Regions from separate parts of the Homo sapiens genome. Here all the other regions are linked to region 1. Evidence: chromatin contacts called from ENCODE Hi-C or POLR2A ChIA-PET data. All regions are on one chromosome and are shown on one strand. Each heading gives the region's core, a stretch centred on a gene start or an enhancer-like site at or near the end of the contact. The rest is flanking DNA. Distances are from core to core; before and after follow the strand shown.

The links. Hi-C counts contacts between places; a loop is a spot of excess contacts on that map. ChIA-PET counts read pairs that join two places held with the same protein, here RNA polymerase II (POLR2A). Pooled maps may share reads with other maps.
Region 2: a pooled map shows a loop between it and region 1 (11-fold over the local background). The contact joins the promoter of CEP20 here to the promoter of RBBP6 in region 1. A Hi-C loop is called at or near these places in 2 of 50 pooled maps.
Region 3: a pooled map shows a loop between it and region 1 (11-fold over the local background). The contact joins the promoter of FUS here to the promoter of RBBP6 in region 1. A Hi-C loop is called at or near these places in 1 of 50 pooled maps. POLR2A ChIA-PET finds 5 or more read pairs at or near these places in 2 of 52 experiments (Panc1 and endothelial cell of umbilical vein).
Region 4: a loop to region 1 is called in a pooled map, with 18 times the contacts of the local background. The contact joins the promoter of RPS15A here to the promoter of RBBP6 in region 1. A Hi-C loop is called at or near these places in 7 of 50 pooled maps.

The regions. Positions count from the first base shown.
Region 1 is chr16:24,537,965-24,541,636 of GRCh38, reverse strand. It overlaps RBBP6 (RB binding protein 6, ubiquitin ligase), which reads right to left and starts at 2,071. Exons shown (of 18, transcript NM_006910.5): 1 at 845-2,071. The coding sequence starts at 1,010. RefSeq lists enhancers at 421-1,413, 1,414-2,408 and silencers at 1,625-1,804, 2,075-2,124.
Region 2 is chr16:15,886,690-15,890,361 of GRCh38, reverse strand. CEP20 (centrosomal protein 20) reads left to right here and starts at 1,759. Exons shown (of 5, transcript NM_144600.4): 1 at 1,759-1,804. The coding sequence starts at 1,777.
Region 3 is chr16:31,178,308-31,181,979 of GRCh38, reverse strand. It overlaps FUS (FUS RNA binding protein), which reads right to left and starts at 1,841. Exons shown (of 15, transcript NM_004960.4): 1 at 1,753-1,841. The coding sequence starts at 1,765. RefSeq lists enhancers at 566-615, 716-775, 806-895, 321-1,081, 1,082-1,843 and 4 more and silencers at 1,126-1,175, 1,296-1,445, 2,086-2,155.
Region 4 is chr16:18,788,788-18,792,459 of GRCh38, reverse strand. RPS15A (ribosomal protein S15a) reads left to right here and starts at 2,126. Exons shown (of 5, transcript NM_001019.5): 1 at 2,126-2,216; 2 at 3,342-3,479. The coding sequence starts at 3,347. ARL6IP1 (ARL6 interacting reticulophagy regulator 1) reads left to right here. Exons shown (of 6, transcript NM_015161.3): 6 at 1-791. RefSeq lists enhancers at 1,889-2,518, 2,456-3,173.

The sequences.
Region 1 (3,672 bases), core at 822-3,321:
GGAGAAAGAATCTAACGATTCTTATCAGTGGCTTATTTGTACTCTATGGTAGCAGCCTATTTTTCAGTACCTTAGTATCAACAGTCACGTAAAATCTAGCAACTACTACTTTAAAAAAAATCAGTACTTTTGATCTTCACCGAATTGATAAAGCTTAAGAGTAATGTGATGAACTAACAGTTTAACTACTTAATTGCCGTATTACTAATTCTGGAATTGACACACAAGACAAGAGCGGTGACATCAGAACATTTCAAGATCCAAAAACAATTCCAATACTGATTAAATCCTCAAAAATATTAAAGTTCAGATCCCTTATCCACAACACAGGCAAGCAACTCCAAATAAATAAATGCGAGGAGGGAGGAAGGCAGGACATAAAATTTGCCATCAAACTCCACAATGTTGTTAGGTTAGAAAATTGTTTTTTTGGTTTTTTTTTTGTTTTTTTTTTTGCTGATTGAACAAACAAGCTTTGCACAGGCTCTCCTGCCCTCCTGATGGAAAATAAGTTAGAAAACGCCCTAAGACAAGCACTCAAAGAGTCTAGATAGCTATCCCCCTCTCCTCCCTCCCTCATTTTAAAAAACAGCGAGAAGAATAATCAGGCTTCCACGTTTTGGGTTAGCCTGTTACAGATGACCCAAGTATGCAGAAATAAAATAAACCAGTGAAACTCCAAGGCCAACTGCTGCAAACCTTGGCTATCAATGAAAGTTGTATCCAAAGTACTAGAACGAACAGTCCCCACTAGAGACATAATGGCGGTTAGCTTCCTGCCAGGCACCTTCTAGCTAGTATCTCTCTCCAGCCACCAAATATCTTAAGACCAAGCGGCCCTTACCTTCTTTCGTCTGCGCATTGGTGATCTGCAGGTCGCAGTCGGCAGCTTTCAGCTTCTCTCTCCCCATAATCTGCTTCTTTAAGTCGCAGAGGGAGATGTGGAGCCCATCAAAGGTGACGGTATCATAGTTGAGTTTAGAGGAAAATTTATAATGCACACAGGACATGGTGCCAAGGGATTCCTAAGGTTCAGCGAGGAGACGTGGACACTCTCAATATACGTATATTTATAAACTTTAAGAGCAAAATATGTACACACAAAACACTCAAAGACACCGAAGGACCCTAAGGCCTCAGATTAAATACCCCCCAACCACAAGCAGGGGTTCGTCAGAACAATAATCCAGAGACCCCCCGATACTCAGAATCACTTCATGGGGGAGGAGGAGGACGAGGACGGGGAAGAGGGGAAATCGAGAATCCGCCAACGGGCACAATGTCACCCGGCTGGGTCCCCCTCGCTCATGCTAAGGGGCCGGCAGAGACGGGGGGATTGGCGGTGCAGTCAGTAGCGGTCAGTCCACACGTTAAGAGTCCGAGCGACCCCACGGGGTCAGGGGTCCATAGCGCGGCCGCACCTCCCGGCGGGTCTCTCTCTCCGTGGATTGGGGTGACCCAGGCCCCGGGAGAAGGTTGAGGGGAGAGGGCCTAGGCCCGGAGTCCACGAGCGGCCTCACGCCTCCTCCTGGCTTCCGGACGACCGGCGTCAGCTTCCCCAGGCCCAGGCCCAGGCCCCCACCGCACACAAACCCCTGGCGCCTGCTCCCCGGAGGCCACGAGCGGCCCCACGGCCTAGGCCGAAAACGCGCGGTCGGCGGAGGAGAGGCCTTCCCGCAGGCCGCCCCCGGCTCCGCCTCCCCCCGCCGCCGCCGCCGCCTCGGACACAAAGCCGGCGCTAGGCCTCGGCGAGGCCTCGGAGCACTTCCTCACCACCCCGGGCCCCAGCCGGCGGCCGGGTGGCTTCGGCGGACCCCGGGGACACCGCCGAGGCTCCCTGACGCTTCTTCTCGCCGGATCCTCCGCGCTTCGCTCGCCTTTCGTTTCCGTCGCCTTGAGGCCCGGAACCGCGAGAACACGCCCGCAAGCTGCTGGGCAGCGGCTAGGGCTTCTCCGGCTCCCTTTTTGTGTTGGCCCCCTGCCGCTCGGGGGCTCTCACCGAGCGGCGGCGACACCTCCAAGCCAGGTACTATGGCGGACGCGGCCTGGCTTCGGACGAGCGCCCCACTGCGGGGTCTCTTAAGCAGGGATTGCACGGGCGGCGCGCGCGAGGCGGGGCTGGCGTGCGCGGATAGGCGGGCCGAGAGGCGGGGCGGCTGACGTCACAAAGCGCACGGCCCGCCCACGTGACCCCGCGCTTTGTGACTCCAAAGCGCGGAAACTGAAAGAGCAGGGACAACGGGAAGAACCATCTGCTTCAAAAGGGAGGGGGGTTGCGCGTCAGGAGGACCGGCTCACAGGGAGGCTCGGTGGGGAGAGCTCGCCTTGCAGGGGCTGCGTGCAGTTTCCACTGCAAAGTGGCTTGCCTAGGGGTGGCCGGCTAACTCCCCCTTCCCCACAGGCCCCGTCAGCTCCTCTAAGCCTCCCAATTTAAGTGAGCATTATGGTTGCTACGCAGAAAACTATGGTTGCTATGCAAGCGCTCCCTAGCTGCTGCTTCCAATAAACTGGCTACCCTATACTCTTGACAAGTGGAAATCGTGGAGCAGCCGCTGCCAAGAACTGATAACAGCCACCAGCACCATACAGATTTATTGAGCTCTTACTATGTGCTAGGCACAGGGCTGATCGCATAACAACATTGCCAGGCTCAGCAGCCACGTTGTCTGGGTTGGATCCCTGGCTGTGGGGGCTCTAGATTTAACCCCTCTGTGCCTGGGTCTCCTTGGCTGTAAAATGCCATTAAAAATAGTACTTGGTTTACTTGGATTAAATAAATGCACATAAATCCATAGTCTAAGACCATGCCGGTGCATTGACGTGGCTCAATGCACCGAAATATTAATAGCTGTAGCTCAATAAATGTCAATTTAACAACAAAAACCCTACGTGGTCAACATGACATTATTTCCGATTTATAGATGATGGAACTGAAGCTAGCAATCATGTACTTTCTGAATTTGCAGAAGGGGATGCCTGCTCAGTGGCAGGGTCCCGATTCCATTCCTAAGCGCAAATGCCAGGAACAGTGACAAGAACCCCCTCAGTAGATTGGAATTTTTTTTTTCCTTTGGGCATGGGGACGTTATTACATTCAGAAAAAATCATAATATAATAAAATTACATTCATAAACGATAGTTATTATCGTTTACAATCCATGTTCCTCATCCTCTCTGAATTTTACAGGCTAGGCTCAGTGAATTTAGGCAACTGAGAATAAGATCCTATAGCCGAGAAGTAGCAGAGTTTCCCAGGGACTTCCTGCAAGCACACTCCAAATTCTTACTGAACTTGATTTAAAATTAATCACCATCCTGCCAGAAAAGCCTTCCTAAGGCCATCTTTTTAAAATAAGATGGCGATCTTTCTCTATCCCTTTAGTCTTTTCTTCCTAGCACTTGCAGATAGTTGACAGTTACACATTTACTTTTTAATTATCTATCTCCCCCAACCCCTACCTTCGGCTGACAATAGGAATCTTATCTTTATATTTGTTTTTGCTGTATCCTCAGCTCTTAGAACATAGTAGGTGCTCAATAAATACGTGCTGAATAACTGGATACATTTTTACGTGATCCATAGAGATGTCGTGGCAATAAAATTTTGGCCGTAGTCAAGGGCAGCTCTAGAGATACCATTACAATTTAACTCAACCACACACATCAGTACTT
Region 2 (3,672 bases), core at 510-3,009, 8.7 Mb after region 1:
TCTATCCTCGGCCTCTGGAGTAACTGGGACTACAGGCATGCACCACCATGCCCGGCTAATTTTTTGTATTTATTTTGGAGAGATGGGGTCTTGCATTGCCCAGGCTGATCTCAAACTCCCGAGCTTAAGCAATCCTCCCTCCTCGTCCTCCCAAAGTGCTGGGATTACAGGGATGAGCCACCGCACCTGGCCAATGTATCAGTTTTAAAAACAATAGGCATGGAACCAAAAGTATGCTGGAAGTTCCTCGGAAAGAGGTTTCCTTGCTCTTAGGTGGTTTTTTTTTTTTTTTTTTTTTGAGGCGGTGTCTCGCTCTGTCGTCCAGGTTGGAGTGCAGTAGCGCGATCTCATCTCACTGCAACCTCTGCCTCCCAGGTTCAAGCGATTCTTGTGCCTCAGCCTCCCAAGTAGCTGGGATTACAGGCTCCTGCTACCACGCCCGGCTAATTTTTGTACTTTTTTTTTAGTACAGAGGGGGTTTCACCAGGCTGGCCAGGCTGTTCTCGAACTCCTTACCTCAGTCTCCCAAAGTGCTGGGATTCCAGGCGTAAACCACCGTGCCCTGGCAGCTCTTAGGTGTACTTTTTTTTTTTTTTTTTTGAGACGGAGTCTCACTCTGTCGCCCAGGCTGGAGTGCAGTGGTGCCATCTCGGCTCACTGCAAGCTCCACCTCCCGGGTTCACGCCATTCTCCTGCCTCAGCCTCCCGAGTAGCTGGGAGTACAGGCGCCCGCCAGCACGCCCGGCTAATTTTTTGTATTTTTAGTAGAGACAGGGTTTCACCGTGTTAGCCAGGATGGTCTCGATCTCCTGACCTCGGGATCCGCCCGCCTCGGCCTCCCAAAGTGCTGGGATTACAGGCGTGAGCCACCGCGCCCGGCCACTCTTAGGTGTACGTCTAATCGATGTTTATTATTTAGCCAAGTGTTTGGATCTCACCGGCATTACAACTGGAATCATGCAACCTCACACTCAGTTTAGGGTACATTATTCCCCTGTTCCTTTTCCTTTACTTCCATGGGATGTTGGAGCTTATTCCTTCATTAGTTAGTTCCATAAAAAGCTCCTGGACTCCTTACATGCACTGTGTAAGTGCGAGTGGAAGAGGACAGGCTGGTGACCTTGGTTAAGTCTCTTCAGCGATGGAGGACTCTGTTTCCTTCATTGTAAAAACGGCGTGATCATAAGGAAATAATGCGCTAAGGCGTCACAGTAAGTGCTTAATACAGTGGTTCTCGAGGTGTGATCTCCAGACCGACCAGCAGTACCAGTACCACCTGGGAACTCGATAGAAATGCAAATCCTAGGGCCTCACCCCAGATTTACAGAATCAGAAACTCTATGGGGAGGACTAGCAAACAATCCGTTTAAACAAGTCTTGGAGGTGATGAGGATTCATGCTCAAGTTTGAGAACCGCAGGGTTAATAGGTGGTAACTACTAGCAGTTGGTACTTGAGGCTGCAGAGACAATGAAAAACTCAGCTGGCTAAAGTTAAGCACTAAGGTGCCAGCAGCACCCCACAGGGCTCTCCACTGCCTCAGTCCCCGCCCTCCCTGCCGTCTCACTCAACTGGGCCTTCCGAGAGCGCTCGCTGATTGGTGGAGTCTCTGGTCGACATTCACTACCCACTCAACCGCAGAGCTCATAAACTGAGAGGGGCGGAAGTGGGCGGGGCGAGAGCTGTGCGCCTATTGGCTACAGACCACGCCGCAGGGTGAGTGGGGCGGAGCTGCGCGTGCGCAGGGCCGCGGTGCGGCCCTGGCGGCCGTTGAAAAATGGCGACTGTGGCAGAGTTGAAGGCTGGTGAGTGCGAGCAGGGAGGCCTCCACATGGGAAGCGTCGGGCCTTCATCTTGTGGAAAGGATGGGATGGGAGGAGAGCGCGCGGAACACATGGGTTGGCTTTTACAGGCGTCATTCTTCGGTGTGAGGGCCTGCGGGGAGCGTCTGGCTGCTGTCTTGGCCCGTGCGCGGGGAGCTCTTATGGGGAAGAGGTTGCCCACTGGCGAGTTTTAAGCCAGTTTGGAGCTAAAGGAGGAGTTGCGTAATCTTCAGGCATCTAAGAGGCCTACAGGCCTGCATCTTGGGCCCCTGGCTCATCTTCTTGGACCCTGCCGGGGGCTGGAGGACTTGGACCAGGCTTGGCACTCAGGGCTGATGACTACAATTCCCACAACCCCTATTGGGTTAGGCACTGCCCTAAACAATTTGCTTGGTTGTCTCGTTGGGTCCTTACAACAACCTGTTAAGTAGCCCTCCCCTCCTTGCTTTTTTTTTTTTTTTTTAAAGAGAGGGTCTCTCTGTCGCCCAGGCTGGAGTGCAGTAGCGCGATCACAGCTCACTGCAGCTTCGAACTCCGGGACTCCAGCTATCCTCCCACCTCAGCTTCCAGAGCAGGTGGGAATACAGGGGCTCTTCACTACGCCCGGCTAATTTTTGTATTTTTTGTAGACACGGGGTCTTACTGTCGAACTCCTGGTCTCAAGCTATCCTCCTGCCTTGGCCCCCTCAAAGTGCTGGGATTACAGGTGTGAGCGCCTGGCCCCTTTTTCATCAGAAGAAACTAGAGGCAAAAAGTTTGCTGGCCTGGCCATTCTCCTGTCTTTTCAGGAAAAGATACTCTAAGCTAGTTATGTTTGAGTCATTAATGACATTTGTACGCTGTTTACTTTGAAGCAAATGTCCAGACAAGTAATAGTAATAATAGTTATCATTGAGCCTCATGTGTCAGGCACTACTCAACTCAGCCTGTGTGTTACCTGATTGTAACAACCCTATGCCCATTTCATAGACTGGGAAACGAGGTACTGAGAAGTGAAATAGCTCAAAGTGATTTCACTGGAAAGAGACACAGCATGGGAACCTAGTTGTGACGCACTGGAGCGCCAGGTCTTAATCACTGAGCAAGATTGCTGTCCAAAAAATAAAACCAGTTCCACTTTGCAGGGAACCCAGGGTTTAAACTAGTAATTCTTAGATATTTTAGGGAGGAGACGTGTATAAAAGTGTGTATTTGGGGACAGGGCTGGTGAACAATCATAAAACAGAACAGGCATGCATCTGTCCACAAGAACAGACTTCACGAGTCTACAGATGCTGTTCCCAGGGAAATACACATCACATGTAATATTGCATACATTTTCAGAGGATTTAAAGGTACACTTGGAATGGGCCAAGCACAGTGGCTCATGCCTGTAATCCTAACACTTTGGGAGGATCGCTTGAGCCCAGAAGTTTAAGACCAGCCTGGCCAACATGGTGAGACCCCATCTTTATTTAAAAAATAAAAATTAAAAAAAAGAGCCGGGCATAGTGGCCTGTGGTAGTTCCAGCTACCCCACAGGCTGAAACAGGAAGATAGCTTGAGCCCAGGAGATAGAGGTGACAATGAGCTACAGTGGTGCCACTGCACTCCAGCCTGGGCAACAAAATGAGACCTTGTCTCAAAAAAAAAAACAAATTAAAAAATAAAATAAAAAAGGTACTCTTGAAATATAAGCGAGGTTAAGACCTTTCCGAAGAAGTTTTGATGGCGCAGTGTTCTAAGCATAATAGAGGGAAAGGTAAAATGCTATGGACCTCCAAAAGAAACCCGGTGAAAACTTGTTTGCCAGCCAGTTACCTTACATTTTATGGGCATTTACCTTTTTTAAGCACGATCACGTTTTTCCT
Region 3 (3,672 bases), core at 592-3,091, 6.6 Mb before region 1:
ATAAAATTCCTCCATGAGACACTGGTTGAGAAGAGGAACAAACTGGCGTTATCAGCCAAGTGTTCTTACAATAAAGAAAAAGTGAAGAAAATGCAAGTTTCTACAGAGTCCCAGAAGCCTTAACCATTGGAAAAACCAAGGTCTTGGTGGACATCCACAATTTTCTGCAAGCCCAATTCATGTCAGTGATTGCTCTAAAACATCGCGCATTCGTTTCATCCACTCTATGAGAAAGCCATTATCGCCAGGAGTCAAGAGACTAACTCTCCCAACGTCGCAGAACTACCAAAGTGGCACAGGTTTGAATTCGAACAGTGTTCAGATTGTGGCCTCTGCTCTCTCAGCCCAGACCCACAGAATAAGAAAGTCTCAAAAAAGGCCATTCTTCACTCTTTGACCAATCCCGGAGATGAAGTGGGCTTTTTAGTGCAAAGCCAGAGAATCAAAAGAGCCCTTGGACCCCAAATGACAGAGATCATGCAACTGCTCGCCTTAGGAGGCGAAAGTCAACAGGTACTCGAGTCCCCAGCCCTGGGACTCCAGATGGTTCCGTTTTCTCACCTACCCTGCCTTCCCCCAGCGAACAAAAAGCAACAAAAGCGCTTTTGAAAAGCCCCACTTAAGATACACGAACAAGATCAACTCATCCTCCCAGCACAGGAAACGCGGCGCTTCCCCCGCAGGAAAAGGGAAAGAGGACCAGGAGAGGGTGTGGCCTCGGGCGGCCGTTCTTCTCCGTCCCTATCTCAGAAAAAAGAAATTTAGACCAGGCGTGGTTGGCTTACGTCTGTAATCCCGACACTTCGGGAGGCCCAGGCGGGCGGATCACCTGAGGTCAGCAGTTCGAGACCAGCCTGACCAACATGGTGAAACCCCGCCCCTACTAAGAAACACAAAAATTAGCCGGGCTGTGGTGGCGGGCGCCTATAATCCCAACTACTCAGGAGGCTGAGGCAGAAGAATCACTTGAACCCAGGAGGTGGACGTTGCAGTGATCTGAGATCGCACCACTGCACTCCAGCCTGGGCGACAGAGGAAGACCGTGTCTCCAAAAAAAAAAAGAAAGAAATTTAGGCGGGAAAAACTCTCGGGCCGTCCCCAAGTCCGTTGGTCGAACCCTGACCACCGCCGCCAAACCGTTAAGCTAGAGGGCGGCCCCGATCCCGAGCCTCCGCCCCCAGCCGCGTGGCAACCCAGGCGGGAACGGAGCGATCCCGCCCATTCGCGAAGGACCACTGAGGGACAAGGCTCACACCGGACGCGCGCCGCCGAGTCTTCCGCGAAGGGTCTCGCGACAGAAAGCTGAACCAACACGAGGCGGGGAAGGGGTACCCGCGCCGCGAAGGGGGAGGGGCCCGCAGAGCGCGTGCGCGCCGCGAGTGCCCGGATGCAGCACTGCGACAAAGCGGGCTCGAGCGCGGGGCCGGGAGTTGGGGGAGGCGAGGCCACGGAGAATGGGCGTTTTCCACCCTCACCTGACGCTTCAAACCCCTAAGAAGCGTCCCTCCCAACGCCCACCCCAAGCAAACGGACTGCAAAGAAAAGACTTCCCGCCCCGCGCGCGAGGGCCAGAGGAGCGAAACAAAATGGCGACACCAGCCTCCTCCAGTTACTCTTCTCCGCGGCTTCCCGCCACAGGGGCGCCAAAAAATCCCACACGGGATCGCCGCCCCGGTCCCACTGAAAACGAAAAGCCCAGCTGGGAGGCCTCGGCCGGGTGCGCCGCCGCCGTCGCCTCGCGCCCTTACCTACCGTTTGAGGCCATGTCCGCGCACGCGCGCACAGGCAAGCAAGCAACGAAGTTCCAACACCGCTGAGTACCGACGCCTGGAGGACTGAGCAGCCCCGCCTCCTGCGTCGAAGCTTAAGTACGCTCCGCCGCCTACGCACCGCGCAGGCGCGCACCAAACGCGGAAGAGCAGGGGGAGGCAGGAACGCACTCCGCCCCCTTCGTAGGGCAGGTAGAGGGTCCGAGCAGGCAGAAGGGAAACAAGTTAACTAGAATCATGCGAATACTATACATAATCATATTTTTTGAGGAAGAACCCCTCTCTCCTCGGCAGGACTAGCCCACGATCTATCTCCACCCCCATGAAGGCACAGTGGTACGGCCTGAGTGCCCGCTGGGGGCGGGGCGAGGGGGCGGTCCCGGCGGCTGGGGACGAAACTGGAGTCACAGCCGGGAGTAGCGGGGTGGAACCGAGATTCCTGTGGCCGGGCCCCTTCGCTGGGCCCCGCTTTCACCCAGGATGGCGAGCTCCTGCCCTCCACCCTCTTGCCGCTGTATGGGGCGCCTCGTCCCCGCGGCTCCAGCCTCCCTCGTCGGCAGCACACTGGCCCTCCCTCTCCTGCGCCCTGAGGTTGACTTCGTCGTCTTTCAGGGTTGCCTTGCCTTTCGGCCTTTCTGGGGTTCGGGGATTATGACGTTTGACCTGAAAGACAGCAGGGATTTCGGCCGGGACCCCTGGGCCCCGGGCTCGTCCAGCACTGGGCTCTCACCCGGATCCTCATGGCTTTGCCCCTGGGGAGCCACGGGGCGGAACAGCCCAGGCCATCCTTGGGACCAGAGAGGGTTGACCTCAGATGTACGGTACCCAGCCTTTTCTCAGGGACCTCCTTTTTATTTTTCTGAAGCCCTACCAGGGCGATCCCAGAAATAAAACGTGTACAAGGCTTAAGTGGTTTCAAAATGCACAGATAATTTCCTTGTCATCAGTCTTACGAAGGAAGTAAAGATACCTCCGTTTTCTAGATAAGGAAAGTGAGACTCAGAGACCCAAGTAATTGTGCCTGATTACAGGGCAGCTAAGAGGAGTCGTGATTCGAATCCAGGTCTTGTAACTGCAAAACACTCCTCTTTTTGGTGGCATGAATGCTAGAGTGTTTGGTCGCCTTTTCACTTCCTGTGAGAGCAAAAGCAAAAAGAAACATTCAAATTAACTTGCAACTTGCACTTTCATCAGCCTTGCCTGGAGAAGGCAATTTGAAACTACTGAATAAAACAAGACAAAAGACGTTAATTCCTGATACATAGGCATGCAGGTTTTCCTTCCCAACTTAACCTTTCAGCGGGATTTCAGAAGGTCCTTTGAGGGTTGGACACGTCTTTCTAGAGAAACAATGAGGGCCATGCCCTGGGCCCGCCCACAAATTAAGCCCCACTAAGCCCTTGACTTCAGCCCTAAAGGCCCTGAATATGCCAATATCCACCCCACCGCCTTTGGAAGGAGAGTTCAACTCTCCAGTGAGAGCAAAAGAAAGGAAGTCCACCCTTATTCATGCATTAAGTCACAAATATTTATTTAGCACCTAGTATGTTCCAGGCACTGTTCTGGGCACTGGGTATGCATTCGTGTACAAAGCAGATGAAGTTAACATTTAATAATAAAGCTGACCGGGTGCGGTGGCTCACGCCTGTAATACCAGCACTTTGGGAGGCCGAGGCGTGTGGATCACGAGGTCAGGAGTTCGAGACCAGCCTGGCCAACATGGTGAAACCCCGTCTCTACTAAAAATACAAAAATTAGCCAGGCGTCGTCCGCGCATCTGTAATCCCAGCTACTCAGGAAGCTGAGATGGGAGAATCGCTTGAACCCAGGAGGCGGAAGTTGCAGTGAGCCAAGACGTGCCACTGCACTCCAGCCTGGGCAACAGAGCAAGACTGTCTCAAAA
Region 4 (3,672 bases), core at 877-3,376, 5.7 Mb after region 1:
TACAGTAGGTTAAGACTCATGTCTATGACTTTCACTCTAAGACTGGCAAAAGGACAGCAGTCTTCTATGTTTAGTCAATATTCATTTCAGTAGAAGATAATCTTATCTAATTTTTGAGACCAGAATAAGCCTTTTAAGGTAAACCTCAAAATTATCATTTTATGGTAATACTGACCATTTTAGTCCCCTAGGTTTGACATGGGAGATAGTGACTACACTGGTGTCTGACTTTTTTCCTAGAGATTTCTCCCTGAAAAATACAAGGGCTGTTGGTGAGAGCAGACTTGAGGTGATGATAGTTGGCCTCTGGTCTACAAAGATTTCATAACTCCTTGGAAAGCTTCTTATAATCATTCTTAACTTCTTGGTAGCTAGAAATTTAGAGTAGTTGAAATCTTTAGGAATGAACTTCTGAGGGCCAAAAAATGTGACTGACGGGAACAATTCTTAAACTGATTAACTAGCTGTAATATAGTTTTGTGAATTTATTGCACTGATGTTGTACCTTGTGGTATATCTGTCCCTATTAAATAAGTGTTGTTTTCTCCTCTTTAATATTGCTGTGAACAGTGGTGCCCATTGTAGCATATGTTTGATTTTTTTTTATTATTTCATAAGAAAACTACGTTAATTTTACCTTACTTTCATTGTAAATAAGCCTGTCTTCCTATCTGGATTTTTTGTGTGCATACATATTCTACTGATTAACTACTTTTGCAGTTTTAATCCTGTATTATTTCTTCTACTTTGTTTTGTGTAAAAGGGGAAAAAATAAAAAAAGCTGGAATCTTCATGTCTCACTTTCTTTATAACTTAGCCAATATAATATTTATGATTGGATTTATGAATCTGATTAATGAAGTACCCTGTGTGGTCCTTAGATGTCTATAAGGTACCCTACCTGTAATCCCACCACTTTGGGAGACCTGGGCAGGAGGTTCACTGGAGTCCATGAGTTTGAGGTTGCATTGAGCTGAGTGTACCCCTGCACTCTAGCCTGGGCAACAGAGCAGGACCCTGTCTAGGAAAAATTTTAAAAAAGAACAAAAATAAAAGGTTTAAGTTTTATTTAGCAAATATCCAGGTACCATGCTAGAGGGAAGAGGAAATGCAACGAATGAGCAGGGGCATTGACGTGTGAGAGAGGACGAAGCTGGAAGAACCGGCAGGGACAGAACTGGCTAAATGGTGCCTGTGTGGGCACCTCGTACCCCAGGGCCTTGCTAGCGTCTGGTACATGGGTGCTCAGTAAACAACTGTTGGGTGACTTTTGTCTGAACTTAACTTTTTAATTAAAAAAAAATTTTTAGCCGGGTGTGGTGGCTCACGCCTGTAATCCCAACACTTTGGGAGGCCGAGGTGGGCAGATCACTTGATGTCAGGGGTTTGAGACGAGCCTGGCCAACATGGTGAAACCCCGTCTCTACTAAAAATACAAAAATTAGCCGGGTGTGATGGCGGGCGCCTGTAATCCCAGGTACTCTGGAGGCTGGGGCAGGAGAACCGCTTGAACCCGGGAGGCGGAGGCTGCAGTGCGCCAAGATCGCGCCACTGGACTCCAGCCTGGGCGACAGAGCGAGACTCCTTATCAAAAGTAAACTAAAATAAAAATTAAGGCCCGCGCGGTGGCTCCCGCCTGTAATCCCAGCACTTTCGGAGGCCGAGGCGGGCGGATCGCAAGGTCAGGAGATCAAGAACATCTTCGCCAACTTGGGGAAACCTCGTCTCTACTAAAAATACAAAAATTAGCCGGGCGTGGTGGCGCATCTCTGTAGTTCCAGCTACTCAGGAGGCTGAGGCAGGAGAATCACTTGAACCCGGGAGGCGCAGGTTGCAGTGAGCCGAGATCACGCCACTGCACTCCAGTCTGGGCTACAAGAGCGAAACTGTCTCAAAAAAAAAAAAAAAATGTAGACGAACCTCCAACGAACGGCTCACCTTGCCTCTCCCAGGCCCCACCGGGGGAGGTCGATTCCATCGACTCTCAACTGCCAACCCCTGAGGAGGCTCCGCCTTTCCCTCACCCTCGTCCTTCTCCTAGGCGGTCCTTGTTTTTGCCGGGCCTTTGAAAGTCTCGCGATAGCTCTCCCGCTTCCCATAACTCCGTGCGCTCTCCCCTCCCGTCCTCTTTCCGCCATCTTTCCGCGCCGGTGAGTAGCACTCTCTGAGAGCTCCAATTTCATCCGTCTGCCATCGGCGCCATCCTGCAATCTAAGGTTCGGTCTCGGTGTCCTGCGAGGAGGCTGGTCCCCACCTTGGCCGAGGATCCTGGCCTTGCCGGTTCCTGGACAGGCATAGAGGAGAGCCATGGCTGGGCGCCCCAGACTGTGCACTCAGGGGATCCCGGTCCGTGGGGTGCAGGCCGCAGCGCGGGCGGGAGCCGGAGCCTTCGACTGCCCAGCTAGGCGGTAGCTCCGGTTCGGGCCGCAGCGTCTGGATCTCCCTTTAGTGCTGAGGCAGCGCCTTGGCCCCGGGCGGCGGGCAACATCGGGGCTGGTGGGCCGTGCAGCTTCTCACTGCTGCGGCCGCGCTGGGAGCTTGGGAGGCTGAGGCCACCCAGCAGGTAAAAGCTGCATCGTGCCGGGGTTGGCAGTTTGCTGGGTGCCAACTTGGATCTTCTGGGCCGCAGAGTTTTTCTTTAGACACTTTTGAACTTAAGGAATTTAAGTTCTACTCTTTACTATTGGCACTTTGGTCTTTCAAAACTTCAGTGTAGTGTGCGGTTCTTGCCCATTAGAAGAGAGTCCAGTCTGACAAGCATGTAAAATGTTTCTGTTTGCCACTGTGGCTCTTGCTGTTGGACGCAATTTTAAATGGCACGAAGATGGATGTTTAATAGTTAGATGTGTTCATTGTAGGTGAGAGTGAACTGATTTAAAGTACAATGTTAATAGTATGGAATCTGCTGATTTTCAGCAATTTGGAAAATGTTGCCGATGATACTCTGCTTCTGTTCTGAATCACTGATCGACTATACCCGATGTTTTCCTTCCGGTAGCTGGCAGTTTCTGCCAGTTCTCACGTTGTCTTGTGTCAAGTGGATTTTGTCCCACATTTTATTATCTCCAGACGTTGGTGTGTGGCACGATTCGAAGAAGAGTGGTTAGTGAATGAATGAGTTTCAAAATGTGCAGGCTGACGTCCCGATAACCTGTTTTCAACAACCGTAGTAAATAGGAATTTTCCTGGGTGGTGGGAAATGGAGAAGCAGCCTGCTTAGACTTGAGAAAACTTCGCCAAGGTGGGGCCAGAAAGGAAAGGATACTTCCGCAGTGTAATGGTTGGTGTCTGTTGATGTTGGCAATGCCAGTAAAACCTCCTGTTTTGTCTTCCTTGAACAGCCACAATGGTGCGCATGAATGTCCTGGCAGATGCTCTCAAGAGTATCAACAATGCCGAAAAGAGAGGCAAACGCCAGGTGCTTATTAGGCCGTGCTCCAAAGTCATCGTCCGGTTTCTCACTGTGATGATGAAGCATGGTAAGTCTGCTGCCGCTGTGTTTTATGTTTTCATGTGAGACTCTCTAAGAAATCAGTCCTGTAGAAATTAATTATGGGGGACCAAAGTATGTCTGTCATACCTGAGAACGAATGCAATTGACCTGTGGGCTGTGGAGGAGGGGATAGTCTGAAACTGCTGAAGAGTCACTTAGAGTAGGACTGCTGGAAAAAG